Regions from separate parts of the Homo sapiens genome. Here region 1 is linked to region 2. The links are chromatin loops, found by intact Hi-C in ENCODE. Cell type or tissue: mammary epithelial cell. All regions are shown on one strand.

The links. Peaks named below come from ENCODE experiments on the same cell type or tissue, not always from the same donor. Only the 100,000 strongest peaks of a DNase experiment are listed, where the experiment ranks them.
Region 1: a loop joins it to region 2, with 13 times the contacts of the local background. A loop is called at or near these places in 18 of 110 quality-filtered maps.

What each region holds. Positions count from the first base shown.
Region 1 is chr3:111,686,608-111,694,607 of GRCh38, reverse strand. The region is part of intron 1 of PLCXD2 (phosphatidylinositol specific phospholipase C X domain containing 2); the gene reads right to left. Among named protein-coding and RNA genes, the nearest start is that of PLCXD2-AS1, 13 kb to the right of the region's middle. In mammary epithelial cell, a CTCF peak has its summit at 3,112 (motif pointing right); a DNase peak (open chromatin) is centred at 4,227.
Region 2 is chr3:111,573,982-111,581,981 of GRCh38, reverse strand. It overlaps CD96 (CD96 molecule), which reads right to left. Exons shown (of 14, transcript NM_005816.5): 4 at 2,748-2,955. Among named protein-coding and RNA genes, the nearest start is that of ZBED2, 17 kb to the left of the region's middle. In mammary epithelial cell, a CTCF peak has its summit at 4,015 (motif pointing left); a DNase peak (open chromatin) is centred at 3,991; H3K27ac peaks cover 888 bases.

The sequences.
Region 1 (8,000 bases), 110 kb before region 2:
AGAGCAGTGACTAAAGGGACTAGTCTACAAAGGATGTTAAGATATTGCTTGGAAAAACTGCAAATTTGGTGCCAGTTGCTGCAGGTTTTCACCAGTGACTCCTTATGAAATGGGCAAGATGTTAAAAAAAAAAAAAGCTCTCTTCAATGCACATAGTAAACTCTTTATCTTGAAAATGAACATGCGATAAGAGAAAAAGTCATTTTTAATCACCACTCTCCTCTAAGCACAGTGAATACTGGTAGCTGGAGTATCTTCTGTTTGCTGAGCACCAACTGCAATATTCATCTCTGGCATTAATAGCTTTTGACATACTTGAAGCAGTATTAAGCAGTGGGTAGGGGTATGCCAATTTAGAGATAGACTCTTGGAAAGACCTCAGTGGATCTGCTGAGGAAACAGAGAGAGGTTGAGAAGCTGGGAGTGAAGGCTGAGGAGGGTGAGAATCAAAGGGGAAAAGGAGAGGGATCAGAGGGGGCTGCAGGGCTCAGAAGAAAGACTCAGGAAAGGAGGCAAACCTAATAGAAAATTTTCAAAGCTGCAGTATACTTTCACTTCTACAACTTTTACCAAATGAGGTGTAAATATTTTTAAAGCGACAGCTTGAAGGGGTAGCCTATTATTAAGCTGTCTGAAGCACACGTGTCTCAGTCTAGCCATTTTGATGCCCCATCCCTCAAGGGGCTCTGCTCTGTGGACCTTGCCTCCTGGCTTCATCTCACCTGGTGCCTGGATCACAGTCCCCAAGCAGGTGTAGACCTAGCTGGGGAGTGGGATAATACCACACAAAGGGGTGAAGGAGGTGGGAAAGTACAAGAGAAAGCTTTCTCTCTGATTGAGATGAACATCTTAAAAAAGACCCCTTTATGAACAAATGTTTTTCTTGGTATACTGGAATTAAAACCCTACCCAAAGCGCTAGCAACATAAACATCGAGAAGCAAGATATATCGATCTGGGGGCATTCGAAGGAGAATGATGTATAAAGTCACAAAAGCATGAAGTAGAAAATGAGATGAACACCAGGAATACAGCATTTCACAGATACTATTGAAGTAACTACAATAGCCAGAAAATGTAGTGTTCAGATAATCCACACAAATAGGTGACTTGCAAGGATGAGGCAGGGAAATCTTTTCATTAGTTGACTAAAAATGTACAACCACAAAGAGTCTAGCTTAAGCTTCACGTTGCTCAGAATAGCACTGCACTAGTGTAGAATGCAGCAGGTCGTCACTGCGGAGGCTCAGAGGTTCCGACTCTGCTCCTCCGTAGCCACAGATGAGTCTGATGAGGAACTTTCTATAAATAATAAATGCCTCAGCCTTGTGCTGCATTTGCCTTATTTAAAGGTAACAGATTACTGGAAAGGGTAAGCAAGCCCCTGGGGCTCAGGGGTAAGCCTCACAAACTCTGAGCAGCCTTTTATGAGCTTTTGCAGTACAATAATCTATATAAACCTCCTGGTGATTGTCTTATCTAGAATAAGTATTTAGATAACAGAGGCCAGCCCAATTCTCCCTTTGCTTTTCCCTGGTTATATAACAAAAAATGGTGGCATAGATGATGTGTTCCTTCTACCCCTCCCTCTTTCCCATTTGCACGTTATTGAACTATTTCCCTTAATTCTCCTATAAGCTGGTGGAAGATACAGACAGAATGGCCAGACTCTACACTTCCACTGACATTTAAAGGTCAAGTCTCCTTGTATCATAAATAATGATATCTCCCTTCCACACGTAGGGAAAGGATAACTGAAAATTACCTAAGGTCAGAGGGGGAGGGAACCTTTGAAAGTTCACCTGGCAAAAGGACTTGATTTACTGCAATTTTGCTGAACACTTTAGCTGAGATAGCTCGTTTCATGAAGAGTTGAAGGAAGTTAACATCAAAGGATGAATTCATCCAGCTATTGTTTTTCACCTCTGTTGTTAATTGATTTTAATTTGGTTACCCTCTCAATAAATAAAGACTTCTAAAACTGGGTCAATGACATAAATAGAATCTGGTTTTCAAATATTTTCTTTCATATAGAGGCTTTTAAAAAAATATTGCTGGACCCTTACTGCCAGGTGTTACCTTTGAGAGAGAGCTTCTATCTGTGGTCAAGCCATGTGGCTTAGGTTCATTTAAATTTCCCCATCTGAAGAAGAAATTCATTTTTCAGGAATCACATATTCAGTACATATCTCTTTAAAAATTCTCTCCCCCTTTCCTCTGCCCCTGGAACTCATGGAAACCTTTTCACCTAATAACTAAAAGCATCCTGGCCGGGCGGTGGCTCACGCCTGTAATCCCAGCACTTTGGGAGGCCGAGGCGGGCGGATCACAAGGTCAGGAGATCGAGACCATCCTGGCTAACACGGTGAAACCCCGTCTCTACAAAAATACAAAAAGAAATTAGCCGGGCGTGGTGGTGGGTGCCTGCAGTCCCAGCTACTCGGGCGGCTGAAGCTGGAGAACGGCATGAACCCGGGAGGCGGAGCTTGCAGTGAGCCGAGATCGCGCCACTGCACTCCAGCATGGGCGACAGAGCCAGACTCCGTCTCAAAAAAATAAAAAAGGAACCTGAAGACATTCAGTTTATCTCCCCAGTGTTTTTACCTCAGCTCTTTTAACATTAACTTTTTTATAACCCTGGTGGGGGCTCTTGCCTGAAAATAACTGAAACAACTTCAATCTATTGAGTGCTTATTATGTACCTAATGCCAGGCTGGGCATTTTACTTACATGATCTCATTTGACCTGTGCTACAATCCTGCAGGGCAGTGATTACCTGCATTTTACAGATGAGGAAACTGAGGCTCAGACTGGTTTTGCAACTAGTTCAGGGTTGCAAAGATTGCATGTGGCTGCCCGGGACATAGACCCAGGTCTGTCAGACCTCAGTGCACACAAAGATACTCTGGGGATGATAGTATTGGTTCTATGTCCTTATTGATTAAACAAGTCAAGTGCATTGTTCATTTACTTTCAATAACATGGTGATTGCAGAGTTTGTCTTTGGACCTAAATGCCTGGTCCCTGCCAGTGCAGGAAAATTGATGAAGAGATTAAAGCTATTTTAAATTTTGTAAAGACCTAAAGAATTTCTACATAGGGACACAGGAGGGCACTCTAACCTTCTCTCAGTTGAAGAAACAGTCTGTAATTCCACAGCTGAGCCTGAATCCCAGTGCTGGTTCTGCTGTGATTACTTCTGTGAACCTGGGCTTCCAAACTTGTACTTGGAATTCTGTTTCTTCATTTGCAAACTTAGGAAAGTGAGTGAAATGCGACTTAGGGTCTCTTCTATCTTAAGAATTGGATAATTCCACTTATTAACAGCTTACTAAAGGCATTTGTGACCATATTTATGAAGGACTATTCATCATTGCAAAGAAATAACATTTTTCTTTCACACTTACCATACTTAAACAGAAAATATGCCTGTAAATTTAACTCATCATATTTGCAAAAAGCAAATCATTCCAAGCCTAAAGTGGTATTTATTGCTTTTTGGCTGAGAATTTCGTCAAATTGCTGGAGACCTTCTTTCTGCTCACACAGATTCCTAGGACCCATATTCCTGTTGGGTCTTAGGTGTGTCCTACAGTGATTAAATGCATTGGCTAATAGTTCACTTATTGTTTAGCATTTATGTGACAGTGCCCTTCACTTTAAAGGCTGTTGTTTCATTATTTTGTGGGTCATTTTAATGGAATTTATCATTGGGACTTTGAAAAAACATATTTAAAGTTACCTAGTTTGGCTGGAATTTTTCACAGGGCAGAGTTATTTTAAGATTCATTTGATAAATTGGAGAATGAGATACAGAGAAGCTTCTTAGCTAGTTCCCCTCCAGGATAAGAAGAGGTTTTTTTCTCTTTCCTGTAAATAAAGGCCTAAGCTAGGTGTTCTGACAGAGGAAAGGGAAAAGGGAGGAGAGAAAATCCAGTAAGTAGCAGTTTAAATTACATGAAATGGTGGGCTTAAAGGGAATTTGTACATTACACCCAACGGGGAAAGTGAATGAAAACACACCCCACCCTTGAAGACCAGTGTTCTGAGAGCTTACACACCTGCTAAAGCCTCATGCTGGTCTTTCTGTGTAGAGGCAGAATAGAGGCCAGATAGATTTTTTTCTGTGCCGGAGCCTTGCTGGGTGATTACTACATAGACCACTTAAACCACTGGGCTGCTTTTGTTCTGAGTCAATAAAAAGCCTCCTAGATGTCTGGTCTTGAAAAAAAAAATGTAACTTGTTCAGCCAGAACAGGTCAGCATGTAGTCCTTCAAACATCACCATCCTCATGGGTGCTCATGCATTAGAGTCCCGACATGGGAGCAAATGGCCTCAGATGAAAAGAAAATTACCCTTTATTACAACCAACAAAAGAAACTAAAGTTACAACCCAACACTGGGTCAATCTCCAACTCTATCAATGACTTTTATTCAAATGCAATTAAATGAATTTGGCATGACCTAATTTTTACAATTCTAGTATTGTTATCAGGATTTTGGGGGGCCATCTGCTTAACCTCTCTGTGACTGAATTTCTTCATCTGTAAAATGGGGATAGTAGGAGTATCTACATCATTAATTTATTATAATAATTAATTGGCTTTATATAAATCAAACAGCAATATCGGTCCCCTAGGAAGTGCTATATAAATATTAAATGAGCAAGCTATCTTTCTTCTGCTTCTTTTATTATTATTATACTTGTTCTTACTCTTAAAGCCTTGAGGCATCTTGAGAAGACTGCAATGCAGTTATAAGATTTTGTCTTACCTTAGGCGTTACTACTTGCTTCCTGCCTGTCCTAGTTTCTCCTTAACTAGAAATATAGATTTTTAAATATCTGTTTTTTATGCTTAAATTCTTTGTAGATATATTTCAAGATTCCATCTTTCCCCTCCTTCTTCTTTCCCTCCACTTTTATCATAAGGTGCTTATTCTGAACAAGACAGCAAGTATACAGAAATGACAAAACAGTTGTATACAGCAGAGAGAAACAGTCCCAATGGGGTATATCATGTCCTATAATGGAAATGTGCACAGAGGTCATACCTGAACTGAACTGTAATTGGCGAGGCAAAGCGAAGGTGGGTTATTGGAAGGGAGGGTGTTCAAAGACTGGAATTATAACAGGGATAGAACACTTTCTTTCACAGTTTTCTTCAAGCCCAAAATTGTCACTGGCTCCCTATGGTCTACAACACAAAGCATAAAGTGCTTAGCACAGTGCTGAAAATCTCTCTCCAACTGGCTTGTCTGTCTTTCCGTAACTTTCCCATTTCCTTCTCCTGTCACTTCTACAGGTGACCATGGCAGCCCTTCTCTGTTTCCTGAAGGTGCCCTTGTTTTCTCATCTCTAATTTTGGGCATTTGCTTCCCTGTCTCTGGAATGTCCTTCCCTCTTCATGTTGAAATCCTCCCTGTCTCTCACAGTCCAGCTCACAGGTGCTCTTCTCCTGAAGCAGTTCCTTACCCACCAACTAGAAGTAACCTTTCCCTTTCCAGGTCCCAGCACAGTTTGCTTGTTTCTTTATCATGGTACTCACCTCATTCTGCTTTTATTTACTTTATTTGAACTCTTGTATATCTCTTATAAGATCTACAAACTACATCTTGTTCATTTTTTAAAAATGTCCCACAGTAGCTATTATGATATTAGGTATATATTAAGTAATCAAAAGGATGTTTAATAATAATAGCTATATATATATATAACATATTTATTTCATAATTGGCAATATTCTAATCACATTGTATATCTTATTTAATTCTTTTTTTAAAGTTAATTTACATTTATCTTGTTTAATTCTTTTTTGAAATTTAATTCTTAAGTAACTTTGTTGTGTAGTAAAAAATTTAAACCTTACCCAAAAGGAGGTATGGTCTTCGCCCTCAGTCCTTGGGAGGCAATTGCTTAAGCCCTTGGAATGTCCTGCCTGATCAAAGTATCTTTATTTACCTGACAGCTTTGGGCCATAAGGGAAAGTATAAGGATGTGATTTATGGTGCAGGATTTGAGTCACATGGGCATGGGCTTAACCTCTGAAGGGGCTGGATACTTAGGTCAGCCATGTGGAAGACCAGAAAAGATTCTGGACACCAAAGCTCAGGTGAGCTTCCCTGGTTAGCAGTACTTTGTGTGGTACTGTCACACATCAATACGAGGAAAGAAACACTGTCCATGAGAAGAGGACAACTGGAAGCTCCACATTTGGAAATTTCCTGAACTTTGCTCCATGCACCTCTTCCTTTAGCTGATTTTGATCTGCAGCCTTTCAGAGCAATAAACAGTAACTATGAGTATAACAACTTTCAATGAGTTCTGTCAATCTTCCTAGCAAATTATCAAACAAGGGTGATCTTAAGGCTCCCAAACCTGTAACTGGTATCAGAGTGAGGGTAGTCTTCCAGCTTGTGCTTCCTCTAACTTTGCACTTTTGAAGTGGATATTATAATTATCTCAATTTTACAGATGAAAAAACTAACAGACAGAGGGGTAAAGCTTTTTACTCAAGGTCATGCAACTATTAATAGTAGCGAGGATTTGAGCCTACAACCTACACTCTGAACTACTTTTTCATAGTGCCTCCTGTGTGAATAACAAAGAGAGAGAGAGGATAAAAGATATAAGAAAAGGCTGGGCACAGTGGCTCATGCCTGTAATCCCAGCACTTTGGGAGGTCATTGCGAGAGGATCGCTTGAGCTCAGGAGTTTGAGACCAGCCTGACCTGGTCTCTACTAGAAATAAAAAAAAATTAGCCAGGTGTGATGGCATGTGCCTGTAGTCTCATCTACTCAGGAGGCTGAGATGGAGAACTGCTTGAGCCAGGAGGTTGAGGCTTCAGTGAGCCATGGTCACGTCACTGTACTCCAGCTTGGGTGACAGAGCAAGACCCTGTCTCAAAAACAAAAAAAAAAAAAAGAAAGAAAGAAAGAAAAAACCCATAAAGAACAGAGGGATGAACATGTGTTCTTAAATGCTGAAGATATTTAGGGTGGCTTTCATAGAAAAACATCTTGTATTCCAATTCAGGTATTTAATCCATACAAATATTACAATAAATTTAATATGAACAGATAATAATTGTGCATGTTAAAATATTTGAGGCCTGAGTTAAGAATATATTAATTTACAAAGTTATTAATACATATAAGTACGCCTTATGGTCATTGAATATAGCAAAAGACTTGTCTAAGAAAACAAAAAACCCTTAGAGTCCTTGGGGACAATCTTATTGTCCCTTGCCTTTCCATTTTAATTACCATCATTAGTCTGTGAGCTCACCTGACTCTACCAAGGAGACTGACCTGTTCTTTCCTCTGTGATTCCATGGCAGTGAGTTGATATTTGATGAACTTAGGACATTGAGTGCTATTTATCTCCACATCTGTCTCTGCCACCTAAGTGAAAGTCTTTCAGGGCAGGAACATGTCAACTTCACGCTTATATCTCCAAACTTAGTTTCTGGAATTTAGTAGGTACTAAATGCATCTATACAGAATAAATACAAGCATGGATACTTGAATGAACAGATGCTCAGAGAGTTGCCTAAGGCTGGTGGGCCTAGCTCTCCTGATCCTTTCCCAAACTTCTATTAGGTCCATCCAACATTAAACAGGTAGGGTTCACTCTCTGCTCCTTTTCACCCCTTGCACCTGTTTCCTAGCTCCATTTATCTCCCTTTTTCCTTCTAGCTTGAGTTATCTGGGTCAATGAAGAGGAATGTGTCAGAAAACATAGAGGACAAAATTAACCAGAAAGGATGACTAAAGGAACAACTATAATAAAATATTACATTGAACAATTTTAAAAGAAAGGTACCAGAGAGATTTCCTGAAACTTATGCCTGCATAAATTATATTCTAATAATATCTCTTTGGAGCCACCAATCTCACACTTCTGAATTAGGTCCTTGAGAAAAATGTGACATTTGTAGAGAGCTTGACTCCATATTAACAAGTAGAGAAAGGCTGAGGCATCTTTAGGGTATACAAAATT
Region 2 (8,000 bases):
ACCTATGGTGCTAACTGATATAATCTTGTACATTTTCTTATCTTCCTTCCCTTCCCTGACTCACTTTCTCACTCCTTTTCTGATGTTTCCCAGGATGGCCTTTCAAATAAATTAACCGCAATCCTTATCTCGATGTTTTATTTCAGGGGAACCCAAAACCAAGATACAACCTGAAACACTAATGGATGGAGAGGTATCTCTTACCTCCTGTTAACAAATACCAGCAGAATAAAAGCCCTGAAAGAAAGAACAACTACTAAAAATTGCAGAGGTGACAGGGTGAGACAGATTTTCTTTGAGGTTGAGGACAATCAGATTTGGAATTTAGGAGTGGAACAGAACCCTGTGATGGGCAGGTGACTCCCTGCCAAGGAAAGGAAAACCAAAGGAGACCAGTGAAGGAGATGCAGGAAGTGGCAAAATTGCTGGAGTAGCCCCTCTTGTCCCTGGTCTGTTAGACAATGAAGAGTTGAGCAATGGACATTGTTTGGGAAGAAGAAATATGCTGGGTTTAGGGCATGTGGAATAGATCTGATATATATTTGGGTATTGATTTCAAGGTTTTCATGGGTGTTTTGGGGAGACTTATTCTATATGAGGAATCACCAAGGGATGTAAAGTAGGTTCTTATAAGATATGTGGTCAGGGCCACAATATATACTTGGGTAACACCTCAAAATAGGTTAAGGACTGGATGAGACTCCACCCAAACACAACCCGCCCAGCCAATTTACTAAATGCAAAAACCAGGAAGCACGAAAAATCTAATTTTCTGAACAAGCAGGCAGGGTTTCATATTTTTAAGCATCCACCGAAAGGACTTCAAAGAAGAAACAAGAGAAATGTAGAGACAAAGAGCTGTAGAATCCAATAGGGTGATAAAAATGAGATATAGAAGGCTGAAAAACATTTAAGATCAAGATAGAGGTGTTTTAATGCAGCAAAGAGATACAGGACACAGCATAAATGTTGACAAGGCAATTAGATCAAGTTATGATGCAAAAAGTCTTGATCAATAGGGGACACAGCTTGCCTAGATTAAAATTGATATTTCTTTCTACATTGAGGATGGCTGCCTTCATTGGTTTGACAATAGACCAGATGAAGCAGTTTCATGTTTGCACTAAGACAGTCACAGCCTGGTAAATAAACAAATGGTGATAGCAAAAGAGATGAACAGCTTGTTTCCAACTCTTCACAGGACACTGTTTAGGCTCCGTAAGGAACCTGATCATCAGGGATGATTATTGCCTAGTCCATCCCTGAGGAGAGATGAAGAGAAAGAGAAGGGGGAGGATGCAGAGGGAAGGGGAGGACAGAGGAGGGAAGGGGGAGGCAATTTTGTGTTTTCTTCAAAATACTAAATTGTATGACTGCCAATAATAGGGCAATACAATTCCAAATAATTTTTTTTTGCTTGCTCTGCCCTTTAGAGAATTGAGGAACAATCTAGCAGCCTGTGTCCATAGGTTTGTGAAGTTATTTTCTCTTTGTTTATCTCATTTTCAAAAATAATTAATTGTCTATCCACCTCACTGCTTTTCTCTTTGCCTTCTTTAAAATTGACTTTCTAAAAAACACAGATCTTTGTCACAAAAAATGAAAAAAACATCCAAAGGCAGAGGCTTCCCTTCATTAATGGTGTTTATTAATTAGTGGTACTTCCTTGTACCACTGGGGAAAATAGAATTTTAACCTTTCCTCCTTAAATTGGCACGCTGCAGATAGTCTGCATTTTGAGTGAGGCCACAGTGGATTTCACAGCTCAGCTCCACACTCCTGAGAGTGCAGGTTCAGAGGGCCTTTCCTAAAGGCTCCTTTGCTGGAAGGGCTGGACCTGGATGGTCTCACCCCAGCTGGGCCTTGGCAGGATAGCAGGGGAGGAGGAACTTCTGCAGTTTCTCTGGGGCTATATTTATCACCTTCCTTTTCTCACTGACTTTACTCCACCTTGCTCAAGCAAGCAACTAAGACAATTAGACAACTAAACAATTAGATTTTGGCAGTTACAATTAAAGAGATTTCCAGTATTCTGAGAAATATTAACATTGTAAATAAGATAGTGGTCACCAGGAAATTGTTCTGTCTGTTATGGTTTGAATGTCCACTCCAAAATTCATATTGAAACTTAATCTCCAGTGTGGCAGTATTGAGAGCTGGGGCCTTTCAGAGGTGATTGAATCATGAGGTCTCTGCCCTTATGAATAAGATTAATCCATTCATGGATTAATGGGTTACTGGAGTCATGAGTTATAATGGGAGGGAAACTGGTGGCCTTATAAGAAGAGGAAGAGAGACCTGAGTTAGCACATTAGCAAACTCTGTCCCCTCGCCATGTGATACCGTGTGCCACCTTGGGATTCTTCAGAGAGTCCCCATCCGCAAGAAGGCTCTTACCAGATGCGTCCCCTCGACCTTGGACTTAGCCTCCATAACTGTAAGTAATAAATTCCTTTTCTTTACAAATTACTCAGTTTCAGGTATTTCATTGTAAGCAACAGAAAACTGACCAATACAGAAAATTATTGGCTTCTGTATGATTTTATTCTGTTAACAGAATCATCATTCTTTAGCATCCTACCCTCATCCCCCTGCCCAACAAGAATGACAAGTATCCAGGGAAACAGACTCCAGCACTGTTACCCACATGTGGCTGCTCTGCAGCATAATAGGGTGCTTCCTCTTCAAGGAAGAGCAGGGCAGGAGACAGGAGGATGCCAGTGAGTCTGTAGAACAAAAGCCCTTACCAAAAACCTTGACTGTGGTGGAGCTCCTCAAGATTTTGTTAGGACCGACTCTAATGTGGCAAGAGAACTTCCGCCCATCATCGAAGATTTGGACTGGAGAGAGGTGGAGTCTGTAGTCTGTACCAAGCTTGACTCTATCTTTAAGTAATGTGGAATTGCTGATGAGGTGATTTTGGGAGATAAGTGTTTCCTGAGTTCCATTATCCTCCTGGTGAGAAAAATTGTTACCAGTTATTGAGTCCTCAACTGTGCCAGCTCTGAACTAGGCATTCGACAAGCACTGATTCATTTACTTTTTGTAAAGTAGAGAGGAAGAATGAAGGATTGAAATTAGAAGACATTTAGTATATTACTAGAGAAAGTATGATACACTTGACTTTCAGTTAAAAACTATTGTTACCCTCTCCTAACAAATGGAAGCATTCTGTTCTTCTGACTAGAGCTTCTCCTTCATAATCTTCTATGAACTGTATATCTGGAGCAGGATTTGGGGTTTGGAATGGGCAGGACTAATGGCAGATTTTAATTTTTATTTAAGAAGTTCTGACATCTTACTGCTAAGATGAGAAGACTGTATCAGTGTGAAGATTTCATAAAATCTTCATTTAAACTGGATGATTACAGCTATCCCTAAATTCCTTTAGAAAATGACTCTTTGTCAGCTCCTCCCCGAGCCTGGACTAGGATCAGGTAAAGTGGCATTCTCAAAGTCTTGCAAGTGAAATGTTGACACCCAACAGTGAGTACCTCCTTAAATTTTGTGCCCTGGGGCAGCTCCTTGCCTCATTTCACAGCCTTGTTCTGGTCCTAACCTTATTCCCTTTCTTCTGTGTTTGTGTTAGCTTCAAAGAGGATGCATGAAGAGTAGCCTGAAAATGTTAATCTGAATTTTGGAGATCAGAGTATATTTGAGGTACTTGGTTCTTCTATCCCGTATCCTTTCTTCGGTCTGTGATGAAAAGCCCTATTATTCTCTCTGTGCCTGGAATTTTTTTGGACAAACTCCCTGGGGTGTCACAGTGTTGGTTGATGTCAATAAAAGTGCTCACTAGGGGCCCAGTAAGGAGGGGATTCTTGACGGGCACAAGGGTAGAGGATGGGTTAGGTCTTCATATCCTGTTAGTATGACTCAACATTCTCAGTTGAGCTGCTTTTAAAACACTCTGATGCACAAGCTTGTCTTCTAGAGATTCTAATTCAGTCTGTCTGGGATAAGGCCATAGCTAGGACAATTGCTTTTAAGGTACTCAGGAGATCCAGGGCTGACATCTACTGGCCTAACTCTAAACAACAGATGAATCCTTGTGTACAGTCATCAGGGGAAATGGAGGGAAGTAAAATGGAGAAGGGTAAACAGGAGTGCATTCAATGGGGGAAATGTTACAAAATAATGATAAGATCTATGAATTGGAATCTCTAGTTTTAAAAATGAGACAGATCAGGCTACAAGAAATGGAAACCACATTCAAGTATGGGCAGAAACAGAGGATGGACTAAGGTAGACTTCTTAAATAGTTTAAATAGAAAATTCCAGAATATACTTAGTAGAAACTCTTATGTAAGACACCGTTCTTTAGCTGAATCTGGCTAGGATTTGTGTCAGTCTTACATACAGATAGTATTGTGTTATTGCCTGCAAATAATCATACTCTGCTGAATTCTTTTTCCTGCAGCAATTTACATACCTTTATACCCTTAGAAAGAAGGACCCAAGAATCCGTGCTGCTGTTTTCCTAAGGAAGAAGAGCAAAAGAAGAAGGGAGAAAGACTGTATTACAGAGATAGGATCCCCCAGAGGAGCTCTAAGTATTGGGTGGGGACAGGAGAAGAAAGTGGAGAGCATGTCACTCAGCACTGGCAAGTCTGGAGGTCAATAATTAAGAAGGCAGGTACCCCCTGCAGATCTTTTGGCACAGGTACGTTTGGCAGCCTCTTGCTTTTTTGTGTGTCAGGATTTTAGAGTTGAAAATGCTCCTTGGTCATTTAGTATATGAATGCCATTTGGAACAGTTCCATCAACTGTCACTTTGTTGTGGGAAAAAGAGCAGTTACATGCTGAAGTTGGAGACTGGTGAGAAAAACTGCTTTTTTCTTTATTATATAGCAGATTGTGACTAGGTGGTTTAGTTGATAGAGAAAAAATACAAAACCTTCCAACTTATCCAAAGGTTGCTTTTTTCCCCTGGGCAGTTGACTTTTGCAGAAAGAAGGGTTTGTTCCTTCATTAGGAAAGATGGGATTCAGTTGCAAAGAATGCCCCGTAACCTACAATATAAGGAGATCCTAAGACATTCTAGAGTCTTCAGTTATAAAGGGGGCAGTAGCAAGAACTTACATATGAGTGGCTGCCTTCACAGAGCAAATGGGAGGAGAGGTGAAAAAATTAGCACAGGCAAACAACGAAATGCCTAGGACTGGGAGAGGGAGAAATAATACTAGTATTATGTTATGACCATTATTAAACTTTCATAATCTTATTAGTCATAGTTTAAATTTATTTAGCACCTACTATATTCTAAGAATTCTGCAAAGTCCTTTCAAGTCTTATTTACTTCTTACAACTATGTAGAATAAATTGAGGTTAAAAATTTGATCAAAGATCACACAAAGTAAGAGTTATTTAAGTCACAGCATCAAAAAGCAAGGAGGCCCAGAACCGGGGACAAATAAGTCTCAGATACAATTTGTACTAATAAGAACCAAACTATAAAATAATAATAAATAAAAAACCTTTCTGAAGTATCTACAGTGAGAAATTTAATAGAAATTTTAGAAAGCTAGAACCTTTCATGTGAGTTGTAGATTACAGGGGTGAGGGCAATTTGTTGATTGAAAGGGGCCTTTGTATGACATATTGGCCCACTTTTGATGATAGGTGTTTAGAGCACACCTCAACTCCTACTTGATAATAATGCTCTTAGCTAACCTAGTCTTCAGGAAACAGACAGATAGAGGCAAGAACCTGTATGTGACAGCCTTATTTCTACCAGTTTTTTCTTTTCCTGTTCTTCAAAGAAAAAAATTGTCCACTTTAAAAAATATTAATAAGTATTTCTAAAACTTTATGGATTCACACCTTGGTAGACTCCCACATTTTAATGGGAAATATAGATTTAATGAGGTAACATATATGATATACTTACTCTAGTCCTGACACTTAATAGATGTTCAATAATACAAGCTTATTATTATCTAGTCCAGCCTATGATCAACCTGCTATCTCATGAGTATTCACTATGTGCCTGGCTAAACTGAGGAATTATGGAGATTCATTGCTATGGTTTGAATGTTTTTGTCCCTTCCAAAACTCATATTGAAACTTAATCCCCAATGGCATAGTGTTGGGAGGTGAAGCCTAATGGGAGATCCAAAGGGCTCTGCCCTCATAAATAGATTAATGCCACTCTACAAAGTGCTTGTAGTAGTGAGTTCTCTCTCTTCTGCTCTTCTGCCATGTGAGGACAAAGATTTTTGTCCTCTCTGGAGAACATAGCATTCAAGGTGCCATCTTGGAAGCACAGAGACCAGGCTCTAACTTGCTGGCACCTTGATTTTGGACTTCCCAGCCTCCAGAACTTGAGAGAATAAATGTTCTGTTTATAAATTTCTTAGTTTCAGATATTCTGTTACATGTAGCAGCACAAAATAGATTAAGACAGTTATAAAGCCATGAATAGCTCAATCTGCTCTCTTGCCAATGTCAACCCGTAAGGGTTGGCCCTTGGGGGACACAATGGCCATGAACAACAAGTTGATTGGAAAATACTGTTCCTTAAACAATATAAATGTAGCAAGGTCTGAAAAACACACAAGCAACAGTCTGCCTTTATTTACAAATTTGATGTTTTGTTCACCATGGATTTTCCCTAACTTCTGATTTTTAAAAATGTTGTATTAAAATATTTATCTTGATCACTAACTTTTTGTGCTCCTTTAAATTTTGCTTCCAAGGTTAATGGCCTTCCTTGCTTCACTCTAATCCCAGCCCTTAGGTCTCATAGCCAGTAAGTAGTGGAGATCCAGGTCTTGAAAACAGCAATTTCCCTCCAAATATCACACTGTTAATGACTTTGCTATATACAGTCTCACAAAAGTAGTAAAAGAAACAGTCTTAGCCTTTCCTACTTATAATCTACTTAAGGGCTGGATTTGGTGGCTCATGCCTGTAATTCCAGCACTTTGGGAGGCCAAGGCTGGTGGATTTCTTGAGCCCAGGAGTTCAAGACCAGCCTGGGAAACATGGTGAAACCCTGTCTTTACTAAAAATACAAAAAAAAAAAAAAGTTAGCTGGGTATGGTGGCACATGCCTGTGGTCCCAGTTCCTTGGGAGGCTGAGGTGGGAGGATCACCTGAGCCTGGGGAGGTCAAGGCTGCAGTGAGCCAAGATTATGTCACTGCACTCCGGCCTGGGCAGCAAAGTGAGACACTGCCTCAAAAAAAAAAAATCTAAAAATTCATATTTTTAAATATAATTTTTAAATAGATTTTTTGCACTAAAAATATACTTAAGGAGAAGAACAAACATGTACACACAAACAAATATGAAAATCAGGAGCCACAGAAAAGAAACAAATGCATAATTAAATTATGTATAGGAGCTTGATAAAATAATTAGCATGATAACTGCTGAAAGGGATCTTATTGAATCATGAAACTGCTGTTATATGTCCCTTAAATACTTGACAAATCCTAAAATAAGTCATTTAGGCTTTGTTTTTGAACTAGAATCAAAATTTTCAATTTAGAACAGGAATCTTTGTACTACAGGTTGAGTAACCCTTATCTGAAATGCTTGGTATCAGAAATGTTTCAGGCTCAGATGTTTTGGATTTTGGACTATTTACATTATGCCAGTTGAACATCTTAAATCTGAAAATCTGAAATCTGAAATGATCCATTGAACATTTCTTTTGAGCATCATGTGTGCGCTAAAAAAGTTTCAGATTTTGGAGCATTTTGAATTTCAGGTTTTCAGACTTGGGATGTTCAACCTCCTTGATTTAGTGATGATATTTCATCTCTGAGCTATCCTGAGCTCCTTGAAACCAGCTCCATGTCAGAGCTGGCTGCACTGACCACAGCACATGGCAGGTGCTGAGTGTACAGAGCTCATTCAATAACTGCTGTTAACTGTATTGATTGCTACTCCTTTTTTCTCCAAACTGTTTCTTATCTTCACATTTCCTCCATTTATTCTCCATCCAGTCAGTGCTGTCAAAGCAAGCTGCTTGCAAAGCTCCCCACATCCATTT